Regions from separate parts of the Homo sapiens genome. Here region 2 is linked to region 1. A link is an interaction called in ENCODE POLR2A ChIA-PET data of the cell type or tissue named here. Cell type or tissue: HepG2. All regions are shown on one strand. Each heading gives the region's core, and the rest is flanking DNA. Links, peaks and the distances in the headings are about the cores only. Region 1 holds the start of FOXN3-AS3 (FOXN3 antisense RNA 3). Region 2 overlaps FOXN3 (forkhead box N3).

Region 1 (8,334 bases), core at 267-8,266:
ACCTCGGCCTCCCAAAGTGCTGGGATTACAGGTGTGAGCCACCATGCCTGGCCTGTCTTAATTTTAAAGTCTAAAAATCATACTTTTTTTTTTTTGGTCCTTTTTTCTTTTTTCTTTTTTTTTCTTTTCATACCTGAATGTTCTGCACAAACTGAAATTGTTACAGGCTATCCCTCCCTGGCCAGGGCAGAACAGGCCTGGGCAGAGGTGGTGCCTGCTCCACTTTGACATGGGGCCTGCCTCCTTATCCCCGTTCTTTAGGCACTGCCCCAGAGCCACGTGTAAGTCCCCCACTGTTGCTAATAGGGGGCTTTCTTCCTCACAAGTGGTGAGAAGGGGGAAAAAACACAACCAGACACTACTGTCCTAGATCAGTGGATACCAAACTTTGTTGACCCGGCTTCCCAGTAAGAAGTGTATGTTACTTGGTGATCAGTAAACATGTATATACACAACTATGCAAATACAAATTTCACTATATGTTACTGCAGATATATGGTAGTCCATTCTATTTGGTTCTAGTTTGTTACATTCTGTTCCATTAAAACAGTGCTGCTTATGATCCATTCCGTTCATTTCATGACCCATGAATGTATCTGGCCCACGGTTTGAATAACAATGTTTAAAGTATAGGCTGGGCGTAGTGGCTCATGCCTGTATTTCCAGCACTTTGGGAGGCCAAGGCAGACGGATCACCTGAGGTCAGGAGTTCGAGACCAGCCTGGCCAATATGGCGAAACCCCGTCTCTACTAAAAATACAAAAAAAAAAGAAAATAGTCGGGCATAGTGGCGGGCACCTGTAATCCCAGCCTCTCGGGAGACTGAGGCGGGAGAATCGCTTGAACCCGGGAGGCGGAGGTTGCAGTGAGCTGAGATTGCGCCACTGCATTCCAGCCTGGGCACGACAGAGTGAGACTCCATTTCCACAAAAAGAAAAAAAAAAATTACTTTTTTTTTTTTTTTTTACATTTTTGCTAACCATTTCTTCCTACAATATGGGCTCTTGTTTGCTTTTCTTTTTGTGCATTGATTTTTTATTTTTAATAGAGAGTTGATTTTTATTCCCCCAGGTGGTTTTTAATTTTAAAAGAAACTTGGGCTCATCCATAATTTTTTTTACTCATTTTTCCATGTAATTTTTCTCAGTTTTTTTTCTGGGGGTGTTAGTGTATATATACACACAAAAATGTGAGTGTGAATACACACGCATACTTTCCTATAAATGAATATTCTTCGCTTATTATTTTGAATTCCCCGACACTTAATGGTGTGTGGCCCTCACAGTTATTTATTTATTTATTTATTTATTTTTTGAGACGGAGTCTCACTCTGTCACCCAGGCTGGAGTGCAATGGCACGATCTCAGCTCACTGCAACCTCTGCCTCCTGGGTTCAAGAGATTATCCTGCTTCAGCCTCTTAAGTAGCTGGGATTACAGGCACCCACCACAAAACCCAGCTAATTATGGTATTTTTAGTAGAGATGGGGTTTCACCATGTTAGTCAGGCTGGTTTCGAACTCCTGACCTCAGGTGATCCACCCACCTCGGCCTCCCAAAGTGCTGGGATTACAGGCATGAGCCACCGCACCTGGCCTATTTCTTTTCTTTTTTTTTTTTTTTTTTAATAAAAAGCACTCCACGGCCGGGCGCAGTGGCTCACGCCTGTAATCCCAGCACTTTGGGGAGGCCAAGGTGGGCGGATCACTTCAGGTTAGGAGTTTGAGACCAGCCTGGCCAACATGGAGAAACCCTGTCTCTCCTAAAAGTACAGAAATTAGCCGGGCGTGGTGGCGGGTGCCTGTAATCCCAGCTACTCAGGAGGCTGAGGCAGGAGAGGCTTGAACCTGGGAGGCGGAGATTGCAATGAGCCAAGATTGTGCCACTGCGCTCCAGCCTGGGCAACAAGAGCGAGACTCTGTCTAAGAAAAAACAAACAAAAAAAACCAAACAAAAAAAGCATTCCATATTCTTGTCTTCAGATGAGATGCAGATATTTTTCTAAGAAAGCTCCAACTCTCAAACTTACTACACAACTATAATCAAGTTATAGCCTTCTCTCTCCTATTAGAAACATTAAATGTAATTTTTCCTGGCCTAAGAAACTTGAGCATTCTATCCTTTGCATATTTCCATTTTTAAAGTTTTCAAGTAAACCATTTTACTACTCCAAACTGTTACATGAAACCCAAGAAAATGCTTGAAAATGCAGGAGTTCAAGACCAGCCTGGCCAACATGGTGAAACCCCATCTCTTTCCTTAAAAAAAAAAAGTTAGCCAGGCATGGTGATGCACGCCTGTAATACCAACTACTTGGTAGGCTGAGGCACGAGAATCACTTGAACCTGGGAGGGTGAGGTTGCAGTGAGCCGATATCACATCACTGCACTCCATCCTGGGTGACAGAATGAGACTGTCTCAAAAAAAAAATTTTTTTTGGGAGATGGCCACAATGAACTGACCAAGTATGGAATTAAACCTCAGCTTGATGTTGACAGTGCAGAGACCTGGGCAAAAGACTTTCAGCAGCCAGGTAGTCATGAGTCAGTGATAGTAGCTTCCCTAGCAAGGGAGAAGTCCCAGTAGTGAGTGTGGGGTGTGGGGTTCATAGAAAGCAGATGCAGGGAGTGATGAAAATAGAGGGGGAGCTGAGAATGTCAAAAAGCTCTTCCCAGTGAATTTGTTGAGCCAGGACCACCACTGCATTCAAATAGATGATCATTTTATCTTCACTCGTCCCATCTGTTTGCTGGAGGCCCTTCCCACCGCTGCTGTTGGAGATGAAAATCAATCAGATATGGTTCAATGAAAGACATTGTAAGCCAGTTTCATTGTCTTTCTTGTGTCCAAAAGGAGATTTTCATGATGCTGTCTGCCATTTATTGAGTACCTGTAGGTAGGGCCGCTACTGAAGGTGTTTTATATTATGCCATCTCTGAGCCTCCCAGCTATCTCTAAGTGGGTCACTGTTTTACCAGTGAGGAAGCAAGACTTCCCATGGCGCTGTGATTTGTGCAGGGCCACTCAGGAAACGTCTGTGTGGCTCCAGATCACCTGTTCTTACTATTCTTCAGCCTGCCTCTCTGCATCTGGATCAATTACCTTGTGAATGTCCTGCACAGTCCTGGGGGTTTATTCTGCTTAGCTTTTGTTTTTATTTTTATGTATTTATTTGTTTTGAGATGGCGTTTCACTGTTCTTGCCCCAGCTGGAGTGCAAATGGTGCGATCTCCGCTCGCTGCAGCTTCTGGCTCCTGGGTTCAATCTGCTTAGCTTTTAAATGGTAGCATACATTAATATGGGTATACAAGGGTACAGTAAACAAACACTTAGGTTAGGATTAGGAGAAACCACGTTCTTGGCTTACGGTTATTTCCCTGAGAAGGCCAACCGGTTGTCCTTCATTTCTTTGTCATATTATTTTTGTAGCGTTAAGATTAAATGGTCCCACCCTGAAAGCCACCATGATGAGAACAAAAGCCATTGGGTTTCCAGAATTGAGACAATATCATTGCAGAAATGTTTGGGTCACATGTCAGCCATGGCCCTCAGTGTAGCTATTGCTGGTTTGGAGCCTTGGGTGCAAGGGATCAGAAAGGCAGGTCCCACTGGCCCAGGGCTCCACCGGGAGCCTTTGATGGAATCAGGCCAGACCCCTACTGTTGACAGGATTTGGTGGTTTGTTTTATGTTTTCCAAATTTGGTAGTTACCTGTCTCCTGTCTTTCCCCCCAAACCTCTCCACTCCTTAGCTTTTGGCTTTCTTCTGCACAGCTCTTTTCCAAAGGAAGGGATGAAGCTTCCAGGGCAGATTATTGAGTGGCCCGCCTGATTTACTTGCAAAGTCTCACTGCTCCCCCTGAACTATTCTGGGTTTGAGAATGTGTGCGTGAAAGGAAAAAACACGTAGGAATGTTGAATTTTCCAAAGTTGAAATCTTTCAGGTCTTTAAACATCCGGTTGGTTAAACTGAGAACATTGATGTTTAAGCATAGAGTGTCCAGCCAGACTCTGACCTGTGTCTGGGGTCAGGCCTGCACGTGGGGGTGGGTGACTAGAGTGGTCAGAGGTTCCAGCCCCTGGCTGTGGTTTTGAGCAATTCTCCTATTCTCATTGCACCAGAAAGAGTTAATTCCAGTTGCACGGCTTGCTGATGTTGTTGATAATAAAGTATTTTAATGGGCTCTGTGAATAATGTTTGTAAGGAAACTACTCGGGTGAACTGATGATGAAACACAGATTTTTTTAAACTTTTAAAAAGATTTTAGGAGTAACTTGTTTTTACAGCTCCTTCAGTGGGATTTTCTTGGATTGTCCCCTTCCCCCATGTTAGTTAAACAGCTTCTTGTTTGCTTTCTAAATGTTGGAGGACAACATCAATCTTACTGTTGGCTGAAAGCAGGAGGTGGGCACGGGTTTATGTAATTTAACTTCTTTTCTCTGCAAATCAGTAAATATTTACAAATGACCTTATCAAACAGTTTGGGTACATTCGGTCACTTGAAAGTGTGCGGCCAGAGGAACGATTGCCCGTCGGCCTGCTGCCAGTTCCGGGGGGCCTCAAAGGAAGGACTTACATTTTTAAAAATAGGCTGTCCATAGACCAAACGCTTCACAGGAAGTGGGCCTCACAGGAAGCCTCCCTCTCTCCACAGAACGGTTTTAGAAAATTTGCATTTTAAAGTTTGACTTCTAAAGATTCAACTCTTAATGGCTGGAGTCGATTGCTGGGAACTGAGGAATCCAAAAAATAAATAGTGGATTCTGAGTTGGGCTTTACCATTGCTGCCTGAGTTCTTTTGTTGCTTAGGGAAGGTAATTACAGAATTCTATTCCAAGAGTAAATGTCATTCTTTTGTGAGTAAGCTGGAAAGAAACAAGGGGATTACTTTTCTGTTTTTATAAAATGATCCCGATGTCATATGGTTTTAAAACATAACTAAATTTCTGGAGCAGAGATGGACTTTTGGGGGTGTCTCGGCCCTCTTTTTTTTTTCCCCAAACTTTAGAAATCTGACACAGTTAAATTCATTTTTAGAAGAGAATGCACGTGTTCTTCAATGTTGACGCTGAAAAACAATGAGATTCTCATTTTATTGGTAGTTTGGGTATGAAAATTGTAATATTGTTGTATCACCATAACCTGGTAATAATATGTTCATTTTGCCTATCAAACATAATACAAGTAAGATTGAAGTGCATTTTATGGAGTTCTACTGTCAGTATAATATTTAAGGCTGGCAAACAGTCAACAAATGAGAAGCTTTTAAAAATAAAGAAGTGATAATAGCTATACATCTACTTATTGCAAAGTACTTAATAATTCTCTATTAATGCCTTTGTATTTTAATTTTCTTTGCAGAGTATTGGGAAAGGGTCGTTGTGGTGCATAGACCCAGAGTATAGACAAAATCTAATTCAGGCTTTGAAAAAGACACCTTATCACCCACACCCACACGTGTTCAATACACCTCCCACCTGTCCTCAGGCATATCAAAGGTAAGCAATTCAGACTTCTTTTTTTTGGTCTACTGAAATGGCATTATTTTGGCAGAGACCTGCGCGGAAATTAATTTAATAGGCCGTACGAGATTTTAAAAATAACTGCAGGTAAATGAGAAAGAAATTAAGTATTATTAGGAGGCATATCCACTGTTGTATTTCCTACAAACCTTACCGCTGCTGCAGCGTCAGAGGAATGTGCTTCCAGAAGGCTTCATGGTGGGTGAAATCATGTCTTCCTGGGTAGAAACATTTACAAAGAAAAGTCGACAGCTTTCACATCTCGGTGTGTGTCATGTTTTGTTGGGATAAAAGTACAGGAACGAGTCAAGCAGGCAACTCCATCATCCCCTCATCTGGCCGGTCTCTGCAGACATTCAGTGGAGGCTCACTCAGTTGTCCCCACTGTTGTCTTTCGCAGTCTCCATGTAGACGGTGCTCCCAGGTGACCATTTTGTTGTGGTTACTTGGTCTTTGCTTCTTCAAGGAGAACAGTAGAAACAATAGAGACATTTTATCCTCCTCACATGCCCATTTGTTTGAGACAGTAAGGTCATGGGTACCATTTTTACAAATATATCATTGGAAGGGAGGGTAAGTAGCCTGTCACTTTTTTAAAAAGTGTCTTAATGTTAGATTCCAAAAGAGAGCCAAATAATCAGAACCAAATTTTTAAGATCAATTTTTATGAATACATAGTACTTGAATTTGAAGTGCATTCCTCAGTTCTACAAAAAAATATTTAAAAATGTATAGAAATGTTTCTATCGTAACCACCTAGTTAAGAGGAATTATCCTTGGACTGCAAGTTGAGGTTAATTAGGGATGGCATGATGTCATAGACTTCAGGAATTTTACAGTCCACTTCTTTGCAGATTCTTTTCCTAGTCTGCTGTTTGTTCTGCAGGAGGGAGCACAAAGTGATCTTCTGAAATAGCATTAATGAAGTTCTTCTGCATCTCAGTTGAGAAGCATTCCATCACAGGCCCTAGACAATCAGTCTTCAGCAAGAGACAGGGAGGAACAGCTGGGCTCTCTGAGAAGACTGCTGTATGTCTGCCTTTGCTAGGCGATTAGCGTGATGGTACCCATAGCAACTGGAGCGTCTCCATAGTAACGCGTAGCCGAGACAGGTGCAGTTGCATCACAAGGCTGTTTGTTGCCTGGCAAAAGGACAGGCCATTAGTACTTAGATATACACTGTTGCCTTAGAAACAAATAACCTTACATAGCAACTACAGTTGATTTGAAAGGTTTGGTGTGTGGGGGGGAAGGTTGTAGCAGCTTTTGTCTGTGTTCATAAAAATCAGTGGAAGCATACTTTATTCGAAATGACAACTTGAGGTCATATAGCTGTAGGAGAGAAAGTGGGATTTTCCAAAGCAGCCCAGCCAACATAGTAGACATGTCCAGAAGGACAGAGCCATATGCTTGGTTTTCTCCTTGTGGCCATAGCCACTCCCCAAATGGAAGAGAACCAGGATTGGAGTGGAGAATTGCCGATGTACAAGGTTGGTGAAGGAGGACGTGACACTAATTATTGAAATATTTCCCAGATTCTCATGTTTCTTTGTCATTCTACCCCCACCCCCCGACTCTCCAAGCTGCATGGAATACCCTTCTCTGGGTTTTCCACTCTGCACCTCAGAAGTATTTCATCTCCCTTTGCTTCTAGGAAGTTAAGAACATGAGTGTTACTCACTGGGTCATGTCATTGGTTCCTTTAGACCAGTATTTTGTTGCCAAATGTGACCCCGAGGGAAACACAGTAATTATTTAATAATTCGAAGGATTATAGAGGAGCTCTGGGGGTTGGAACAGGAATGCATATTCAGGCGAGAGGCATTCTGAGCTGGCCTTAGCTTAATGACTTCATTTGATTTTTAATATAGACATAAAAATGCAGATGAACCAGAGCTTTTGTAATGAAAATCATTTCCGAAGGAATATTTCAGACCCCACTCCGTCACCTCCAGCCTTTATCCCCAGTTGACTGAGGGGGGAAAAAAAACCAGTTTCTGCTTCTGCCCATGCGGTGCTTAGATTTCACCTCCACAGAGGTCACTGGCGGTGGAGGGAGATGACAGATGAGATTCTAGTCTGCCTCTTCCATGCCTTAAGTCCATGAGAACAAGTCACTTTCTCTTTCCTGGGGACTGTCATCCCTTCATCTGAAAGCTGAGAGTTTGCTTCAGGATCCTCTAGTGTGTGAAATTGCACTGAAGCCACTGAACACTGGGTAATTGTACAATATTTCTGTGTCTTAACAGTGATGTGGCATTTGGTTCAATTCTAAGCCATCAGGCCACTTGTTGACATGACCTAGAGAAGATGGAAGTGAAACACCGAGTCATTAAACAGGGACCCCAAAATGCCGAATTGACGTGATCTGGCTGGGTCCACTGTGATGCGGGGAATCACCCGTCAGCCCCTTGCTGGATCGCTGTGAGGGGTACCTGGGAAGTGCTTGGCTTTCATGGGGCTGGTACTTAGCATCCTGAAGAAGATGGTGATTATACTAGATGGGCGGTTATTGCTAGGACTTGCAGGTGTGCTTGGCAAATGTCACTCTGAACTGAGCTGCAGGTGGCTGGAAATGCTGCGGGAAAAGCGAGACATTTGAGAGCACTGCCCAGACCTTGCTCACATCCAAATACCATGCTAAATATTGAGATGTGTAGACCCGTGCCTCTGTTTTCCTTTTTTGCTTTTTTTTGAGACGGAGTCTTGCTCTCTCTCCAGGCTGGAGTGCAGCGGTGCAATCTTGGCTCACTGCAACCTCCGCCTCCTGGGTTCAAGGGATTCTTCTGCCTCAGCCGCCTGAGAGTAGCTGG
Region 2 (8,334 bases), core at 163-8,162, 120 kb after region 1:
TTCTAGAGGCTGCCTGCATTCCTCGACTTGTGGCCCCATCCTCCATCTTCACAGACAACCACAGCGGGTCAGGTTCTTCTCACATGAAATCACTCTGACCTCCCTCTTTCACTTGTGAGGACCTTTGTGATTACACTGGGCCCACCTGGACTATCTAATCCAGGATAATGTCCCTATCTTAATTCGAGCTGCAACCTTAATTCCCCTGTGCCATGAAATCTAACATAGTCACATGTGCTGGAGATCAGGATGTGGACATCCTTTGGAGAAGACATGCTTACTGCCATGATTGCCAGGACCCCACAGATGAAGCATTTCACAGTTCCAAAGACCTGCTGGGCGTTCAGGTGTCATCCTCTTTTTTGGAAACCTCCAGGGTCACAACGGCTGATGGTTTCCAAGAGCCGCTGGTGCTGATTGGGGTTGGCAGAAGCCCCTCACACAGGCACACTCCTATACTTTACTTTGTGTGGTTAGCTTATCTTCTGGGCTTTCTTTTGATTTCAAAGCAACATGGCATGGGGAAGGAGGTCACAAAGAGACAGTGAGGGAATCAGTAAGCCACAAGGTTCTAACAGCCCCTGGTTCCAAAGGGCCCTCTCCATGGTGATGTTTTCAAAACATCAGGCATTACTCTCCATTCTGTTCTTCTCTTCCTGCAGGTTTACTTTAGCACATACTTACAGTCACCTCCTATGGGCATAAGGATTAAATAAGAAATAGCCCACGCTCTCAGGGGGCAGTTGCCAGAGAGTGGGCAGAAGTGACCATAGTTCAAGGCATAAAGTTACGAGTATCATCAGGGAGCAGACAAAAGCCAGGAAAGGTCAGAGGCAGGTGACTTCATTTCTTGCTGCGGGAATTAGGGAGGTTGCAAGAAGGGCAAATTTGAGCGGGCACTCATAGAGTGAGTAAGACTTCAACAGCTGGGGATGGGGCAGCCCTGCTGGCAACGAGGGCTAGGTGGGCCAAGACAGGAAAACATAAGCATGTTCAGGGTAAGCACAATGCAGGGGTGTGTAGGGCTCGACTGGGGAGAGAACTCCACTTTCCTTACCAGCTCACACCTGTCCAACCCTTGAAAAATAAAGATCTTCTCCTTTACTCATGGTGGAAGGTGAAGCAGGAGTATATGTGTTGCATGGCAAAAGCAGGGGAGTGGGGGAGGGAGGGGGGCAGAGAGAGAGAGAGAGAGAGAGAGGATGCCACATACTTTTAAACAACCAGATATCATGAGAATTCACTTACTGTCACAAGGACAGCACCAAGGGGATGGTGTTCAACCATTCATGAGGGATCTGCCCCCCTAATTAATCCAGTCACCTCCCACCAGGCCCCGCCTCCAACACTGGGGTTTCAATTCAACATGAGATTTGGGTGGAGACTCAGATTCAAACCGTACAACAGCAGAGGCAGAGAGTAGAGCGATGCAGCCACAAGCCTTGGAACGCCAAGGCTTAAGAGGAGGCAGGGAAGGAGTCTCCTCTGCAGGCTTCCAAGCAAGCATGGTGGCCCTGCCAATGCCTTGATTTTGGACTTCTAGCCTCCAGAACTATGGTCATTAAAGTTCTGTTGTTTTGAAGAACTCAGTTTGTGGCACTTTGTTGCAGTGGCCCTAGAACTAATACACGTAGTACACGAAATACCCCTGTACTAGAGGAATTTCGTTGGGTTCTCCTTAGTCTTTCAGAGCAGTTTAGATGTGCCTGTTGAAGTCAACCAATGGCTATTAAGTGGTCTTTGGGGAGAATCTGATGATCCGAGGGGCACTGTGGCTTTCTATCCTGTATGTAGGTTGACGTCTCTGGGATCTACACGAGGGACAGAGTGACCTGGTGAGGGGAGGATGGAGTGAACAGGCACAGGCTCTTTCTGATTCCTTCAGGGACTACCTGTACAGCCAATTGTGACATGGTTCCCTTTAGAAAATAGGGACCTAGACTGGCGTCATGGGGTTTAGGCCAAAGGCCTTGAGTTCATTTACTCCAACTCCTCCTCTTGACAGATGATAAACTATCCCAGGGAGTATCTTGGGACCTACCCGAGGTCACTCTGCTAGTAGCAGAATCAGAACTTGAACTTGGAACTTGAATCTCACATCCAGATCACTGAGATTTCTAGAGACTCCAGATTCTGTGGTTCTCACTTCTGAAAATTTTCTTGGGCACAGAATTTTAAGTTAAACCATTAGACTGTGTTTACTGGGAGTGGAGGGGGATGACAGATCATAAAAAAGAAAAAGAAAAAAAGGGAACTGTTGACCTTCAGGAAAGGGATTTGAAAGAATGATCAAGTTTATATGATTTAAAAATTCATAGATACTTAGTTTTACTATGTGTCACTGAAAAATAATTTTCTACCCAGTGGATGGGAAATTCCAGCTCCTAGCTTCTTCATTCATGGACTCATCACACCTAGGTATTACAGAGTATAGAATTTACAAAATCAGCAGCCATTATGTGACCTCAGACACCACCAAGTTACCACTTTTTGCCTTTTTCTGACTTTCCTGTCCTCCTCCTGCAGGGTGAAGTAGAGCAACTAATGTTATTTCAGTTAGATTTCAGCTTTCCAGGCTTGCTTTAAATCACAAGAGTGGGATGCCGGGTAGGTTCATGATGGTCGCAGCATTGCATATACAGCATCTTGGTAGCTTTAAATCAATATCTCTCCTAAGGGTTCAGAAGAAATGTCACATACAAGGTACATTGCTTGCACAAGTGTCCTTTGTGTCGGATGCCCTCGAATGTAATTTCTATCAGTAAGACATAAAGGACACATGGAGAGGGATCATTTTGCTCGGCAGCACAGGCTGAAAGGAAGGAGGGGAGGTGGTTATTTTTTGTTGTTACTATGACTGTTTCTTGGGTTCCTCCAACAAAGAAATGCTGTGTGGCTTTCAAGTATCTCTCAGTGCAAATGCTTCCTGTCACAAGTGATCAGTGTCCTGCCATTTTGAAATGGCAGAAGTGGCTTTAGCAGCATTATGAAATTATCATTGCCGTGCTGGATAGCTGAGACCAGCCTCTCAGAGAAATTGACGCTCTCGCCAGCTTTCCTCAAATTATGTCTCGTAAGGCTGGCGCGCTGTCACTTTAACAAACTATCACCCTGAAATGGGGTTGCTCCATCCAGGGCTGTGGAAAAACAAGGTTAGAAGAGCAGAGGACTTGTCGATGGTGAGTAAGTGGGATTAGTTAAACCAATATTGAAAAATGGTTTGCACAACTCTGGGCTGCTCATGTTCCCTCTGAAAACGTGTGCTCTTTCAGCCCGCGTAGGCACGGAGACAGTTAAAGCTGCATCAGGACCTTTGTTATATAATCCTTCCCGGTTATATAATTAAGGGTCCTGTTTTTTCTTGCCCTGGTTTACATCGATTGAAATGTGGATAGAAGATTGCAACAGTTCATAGTCTCCTGTAATAGCCGAGGCAGTAATTTCATTGATTAAAGCACTCGGGGTCTATTGGTCATCAGTAACACTATCTGCAGAATGAACTATGTATAGGCGAACGGTTTGTGTTTGTAGAATATTAAATAAGTTTCAGACACATGTATCCTCCTACAGATGAGCAGTTTGAAAGAACTGGCCTTTGGAGTCTGACTTATAGGAACCTTCTGGGTTCTGCCCAGGTTACTAGCAGGTCAGAATCTTGGGGCAGGCCTAGATGTGGAAAAGTCCAATAAATCAGTGAGTTCTACATCCGCCATGAGGCAGCTCCTGTGGCTTTTTCCAGTCTTGGCCCAGTTTCGGTTAGGAAACGTGACACCCTGAAGGCAGATAGTATTCTTGGGGCTTAGCTCCACGCCTTCCCGCAACACTGAGCTTACCTGTCCCTGAAGCAGTGGCTGCTGGCACCATTGGAGCCTCTCCCAGCTCTTGCAAATGTCATCTCAGTGGCCATAATTTGCTGCCCTGCCATGCTCCCAGCCAATCGCTTTGAGCAGACCTAGAGATTAATTACCCGTGTGTTCCCCGCCACCACCTGCTTCCATCTGCTTGGTCTTGGAAGGATTGAACCATGGGCATGTCTGCCTTGTGCCCCAGCATAGAGGCACCGCAAGGTAGGCAGGTCCGATTTGGAGCACAGTATTGCATGGAGCGGCTGTACCATTGCGTCCCCTCCTTTTTCTCCAGATGCGAAGGTTCTGTGTCTGTCCCTTAGGGCCCTGGCTGAGACCTTCTGAATAGCTGCTGGTGCCCACATCCCGCTGTAACAGAAGTCCAGGCAACAGAACCACACTCCTCTGTCATACTGCCTGGCAAATCAGATCATATCCCTACTCTGCCCTTCCCTCCATAGTGGACCGAGACCCCTGCATTCTTTTTCAGTCTCAGCCACCCTCCCTCTTGGATCACCTGGCTTGTTAGCTCCTGGCAGCCCTCTCCTCTCCTGAGGCTGGGCCGGCTCTTGACTCCCAGAATGCTGTGTGGCCAACAGGCCAGCTAGTGTCTCTCTTGGCCAAACAGGAATTGTTTGTTGCAAGTATTTCCTACAAAGCAAGTTCTAACATTATATGGGATATGGGTAATTTTGATTTTCTTTATACTCTTACTGCTTTTGCTGAAGTTTTCCTTGGCGAACAGATACTTTTTTTTTTCATTAGAAAGAAAAGAGTATATTTTAAAAGAGCAGTTTGGGATAAGGAAAATAAAAACACATCATCTTTTATGTTCAGTAGAACAACAACAAAATCACCCCAGGTAAGTCAATGCAAAAAAATTAGGCAGGCATGCTTCTCCTCATCAAGTAATAAATGGCCTGTCACAGGTGAGATGGGTGGGATGTTATCATTATCATCAACCTCAAGTCCTGATGTTCCCGCAGAGCTAGTGGCTATGTGCTACTCCAGTAGACGCCATGGGGGATTTATCACAGGGTTGCTGCGAGGCTCAAATGAGAAAATAGAAGAAGTACTTTATAAATGAAAGCTATTTTTTCAACAGAAAAATGAAAACCTTCATCTCCATTGAGAAACAAGGCTGAACACTGTAAGGAGGGTTACAGAATTTAAAGCAGATGTGACCTCTACTATCCAAGAATGTTTGTTTATCTATTTATTTAATAAAGAGTGTGTGGCGCCTGTCGTGTGCGTAGTGCAGTTCTTGATACTTGGGATTCATCAGTGAAGGAAACAGACACAAATCTTTGCCCTTGTGGAACTCTGCGTGAGATAGACAAGAAACAATAAATATGATAAATAAAAAGCAAGTTGTCAAAATAATAATAGTAGCTAGCACTTAGATGTGCCTACTTAGTGCTAGGCACAAGTCTAAGCCCTTTATGTATACTTAATCCCATACACCCTAGCAGGGAGATAATAGCAATAACCCATTGGGAGAAAATGATCCCCACAGAGATGAAGTGACTTGCCCAGGGGCACACGAGTGCTTTAGCTGGAATTCCATTTCACACAGCCTGGCTTTCATCAGAGCAGATGCTCAGCAGAGGATGGTGGAGGTGATGAGAATGTGGGAAAAGAAACAGAGTGAAGTAAGAGGGATTGTCCATTCAGCAGACGTTTTCTGAGTGCTCTGTACCTGCCAATGAGTTAGATCCCTGGGATATAGAAATGAAAGAAATGAAAAGGGTGTGTGTTATCCCTCCATAGAGGGATTTACAGTGTTCTTGGGTTCACAGACATATAAGCAAATCACATGATAGCATGGTGGGATATACCTTCCTCCCTGGTTTCCTATGGAGATACCATATTGGAAGAGCATTGGTTTCCATGACCCTTTGGTTTTGGACTAGTGAATTCATGGCATTGAGGGCCTTACCTTTTTCTGAAGTCCATTGATCAGTGGTGTTGTACCCTGTCTCTCACTGCAGAGCTTCAAGGGTAAGAGGCCAGTGGGGCCATTCACTGCTTTGTTTGGATTCTGGGCCATGGAGCCAGGGACTTCTGCCATCCTGAGCTGTTCTCCTCTGCCTGTACCTGCAGGGCTGGCCCAGGTCTTGTGGACATCCTTCGGTTTGGTCGGTGGCTGTACTATAGCTCTTTTTTGCTCTTTTGAGTGTTGCCCTACCTCCTTTTATCTCTTATTGGCCTCAGCGAGTGTCACCAGAGGGACAACCTACTGCATCTTACCACCTGTACCCAGCACTGCACACGGACTTGCACTCCAAGCCTGGCAGAGGATTGGCTGGGGAGACACATGCCTACTAAAGAAACACCATCGGAAGTGTATTTTCTGCTAGGGAAGGGTCAGTAGCATTTGGTTCCTGCCCAAACAGCAACACGTTGATTCTCACAACTCATCTAACTTCTGCAACTAGGGTGTCATTACAGTGTGTACTTGGGTGAAGATGGATCCCAACTGTCTTTTGGCAAACTTTGTTGTTCTTTTCTGTCCCTCATGTGATCCCACAGCCACCAAGATAGAAGAGTGTTCTCGCTGCTGAGCTACTTTAATCCCGTGGTCAGAGTGGCAAGAGCTTAATAAATACTTTTGTGCAATAGGATATTTTGATTGTTTGTTTTAGGGTTATGTTTGTTTCTCTAGTTCTTTTGTACAACAAAATCTTTGACTAAGTCTGAATTGTGTTTGGTATTGGCCCGGCAATCAATGTGACGAATTTTGTCATGGGTGACACTCTTATCTATTTTAGTCCCTGCAGCTACCACTCAGACCTCTTTTTCCCTAGACACGAGTGCTGGAGAGCAGCCATCCTCAACTCCTCTGTTCCCTTCTCCCTCTCTGGGGCAGTGGAATAAACCCCATTTGTCAGGGCTGTATTGGTTGTTCTGATTGCTTATTACGAGGCCTGGTGTTGTGCAAGGCTCTCTCATGACTATTATTTTATCTGGTCCTCAAAACAGCCCGTTTTTACAGCCAGCATGCTTTGGAAAGAGGCGGGAGGGGAAGCAACAACCCATTTTATGGTTAAGAAAACACAGAATCAGAGAAATAAGGTAACTTCCTCCCAAGTACACAGCTAGGAAGTAATAGAACAAGGACTTAAATCTACAGTTTTTTATTTGTTTGTTTTCTTTCTAATATATCACTCCAAAGGACATTTGGATTAGGAAATCAGTTTATTCCAGGTGTTATATTCGTTCTGAACAAGTCCTCTGTCAGGAAATGAACTGAGCCCATCTTCCTAAACATGTCCTTTCTAAAACTCACATGGTTTCTACAAACTACAGCTTTTTTTATTCCTATAGTTAATCTAGAAGAGGCAGGATTGAAGATACTTTCCTAATAAAATAAGAAATTGCCTTCTCTTCAAACCTATGCTTTTTTATCACTCTACACAAGTTGAATATGGTACAATATTAAAATGTGGTCCTATCTTACAGGTTAAGAATAAAACAAATTATTTAAATTTACATTTGAAAACTGTTGAAATGGCCCAGCAAGCCATTCTTAGCCATTCTTACGGACTGTGACCTTGTTAGTTTCCCAGATGTCACCAAGTTTTGCAGTAGGTTTTATTGACTAAACAAAAAGAAACGTTCATAACCCAGAACGTGGAAGAACATCTTGAGGGTACATTGAAGAGTTTAGAAGGTCTGACAAATCCCTAAAATCAAATTCAAAACGTGTCTTCCTGAGCTTTGCTAATGAGAGATCGCCTCTTTTATCAGACCATCAAATGACATCCTCACTGTATTAGTTTTCTTTGTTGTATAACAATTACCACAAACAGTGGCTTTAAACAATACACTTTAATGATACCAGATTCTGTGGCTTAGGAGGCTGGGTGCAGCTTTGCAGGGTCCTCTGCTTAATGTCTCCCCAGGCTGCCACCAGTGAGTAACAGTCTCCCTGGCCAGGCACGGTGGTGCATTCCTGTGATACTAGCACTTTGGGGGGCTGAGGTGGGAAGATTGCTTGAGGCCCGGAGTTCAAGACCAGCCTGGGGAGACCCCATCTCTACAAAAGCTTGGGTTTCCCTTTAAGCTCATAAGGTTGTTGGCCGAATTCCGTGCCTTGCAGTTGTTAGGACCGAGGTCCCTTGTTTTTGGTGGCTATCAGCTGGGGGCCGTTCTTAGCTGCTGGAGCACCTGCCCTCACCAGCCCTCCGATTCCTTCAAGGCCATAGGAGACTCTCTTCTTGCAGTCTGCTAAGACGGAGCCTTCTGTGATGTAAGGTAATCTCAGGGTGACTGTGCTTTATCGTGCCGGATTTTATTACCAGAAGGCAGTTACAAGTCCCATCTGCATTCAAGGGGAGAGAGATGACTCACTGGGGGTCATCTTAATGTTCACCTGCCACAATCACCCCACAAAAATTCAGAAGAACCGCTGGTCTAGAACCTTTGAAAACAACATGACTGACCCGCCACATTTCATGAGTTCACCGACTATTATATTCCATCCACA

The links. Peaks named below come from ENCODE experiments on the same cell type or tissue, not always from the same donor. Only the 100,000 strongest peaks of a DNase experiment are listed, where the experiment ranks them.
Region 2: POLR2A ChIA-PET joins it to region 1 with 5 read pairs; 1 of 35 experiments calls an interaction of 5 or more read pairs at or near these places.

Annotation. Positions count from the first base shown.
Region 1 is chr14:89,347,835-89,356,168 of GRCh38, reverse strand. It overlaps FOXN3 (forkhead box N3), which reads left to right. Exons shown (of 6, transcript NM_005197.4): 3 at 5,361-5,497. FOXN3-AS3 (FOXN3 antisense RNA 3) reads right to left here and starts at 5,882. Exons shown (of 2, transcript NR_188029.1): 1 at 5,676-5,882. RefSeq lists enhancers at 2,398-2,497, 2,839-3,554 and a silencer at 4,704-4,753. In HepG2, for the core only: no CTCF peak of the experiment used is centred there; DNase peaks (open chromatin) are centred at 4,018 and 4,448.
Region 2 is chr14:89,227,484-89,235,817 of GRCh38, reverse strand. The region is part of intron 4 of FOXN3 (forkhead box N3); the gene reads left to right. Among named protein-coding and RNA genes, the nearest start is that of FOXN3-AS3, 120 kb to the left of the region's middle. In HepG2, for the core only: no CTCF peak of the experiment used is centred there; a DNase peak (open chromatin) is centred at 3,207.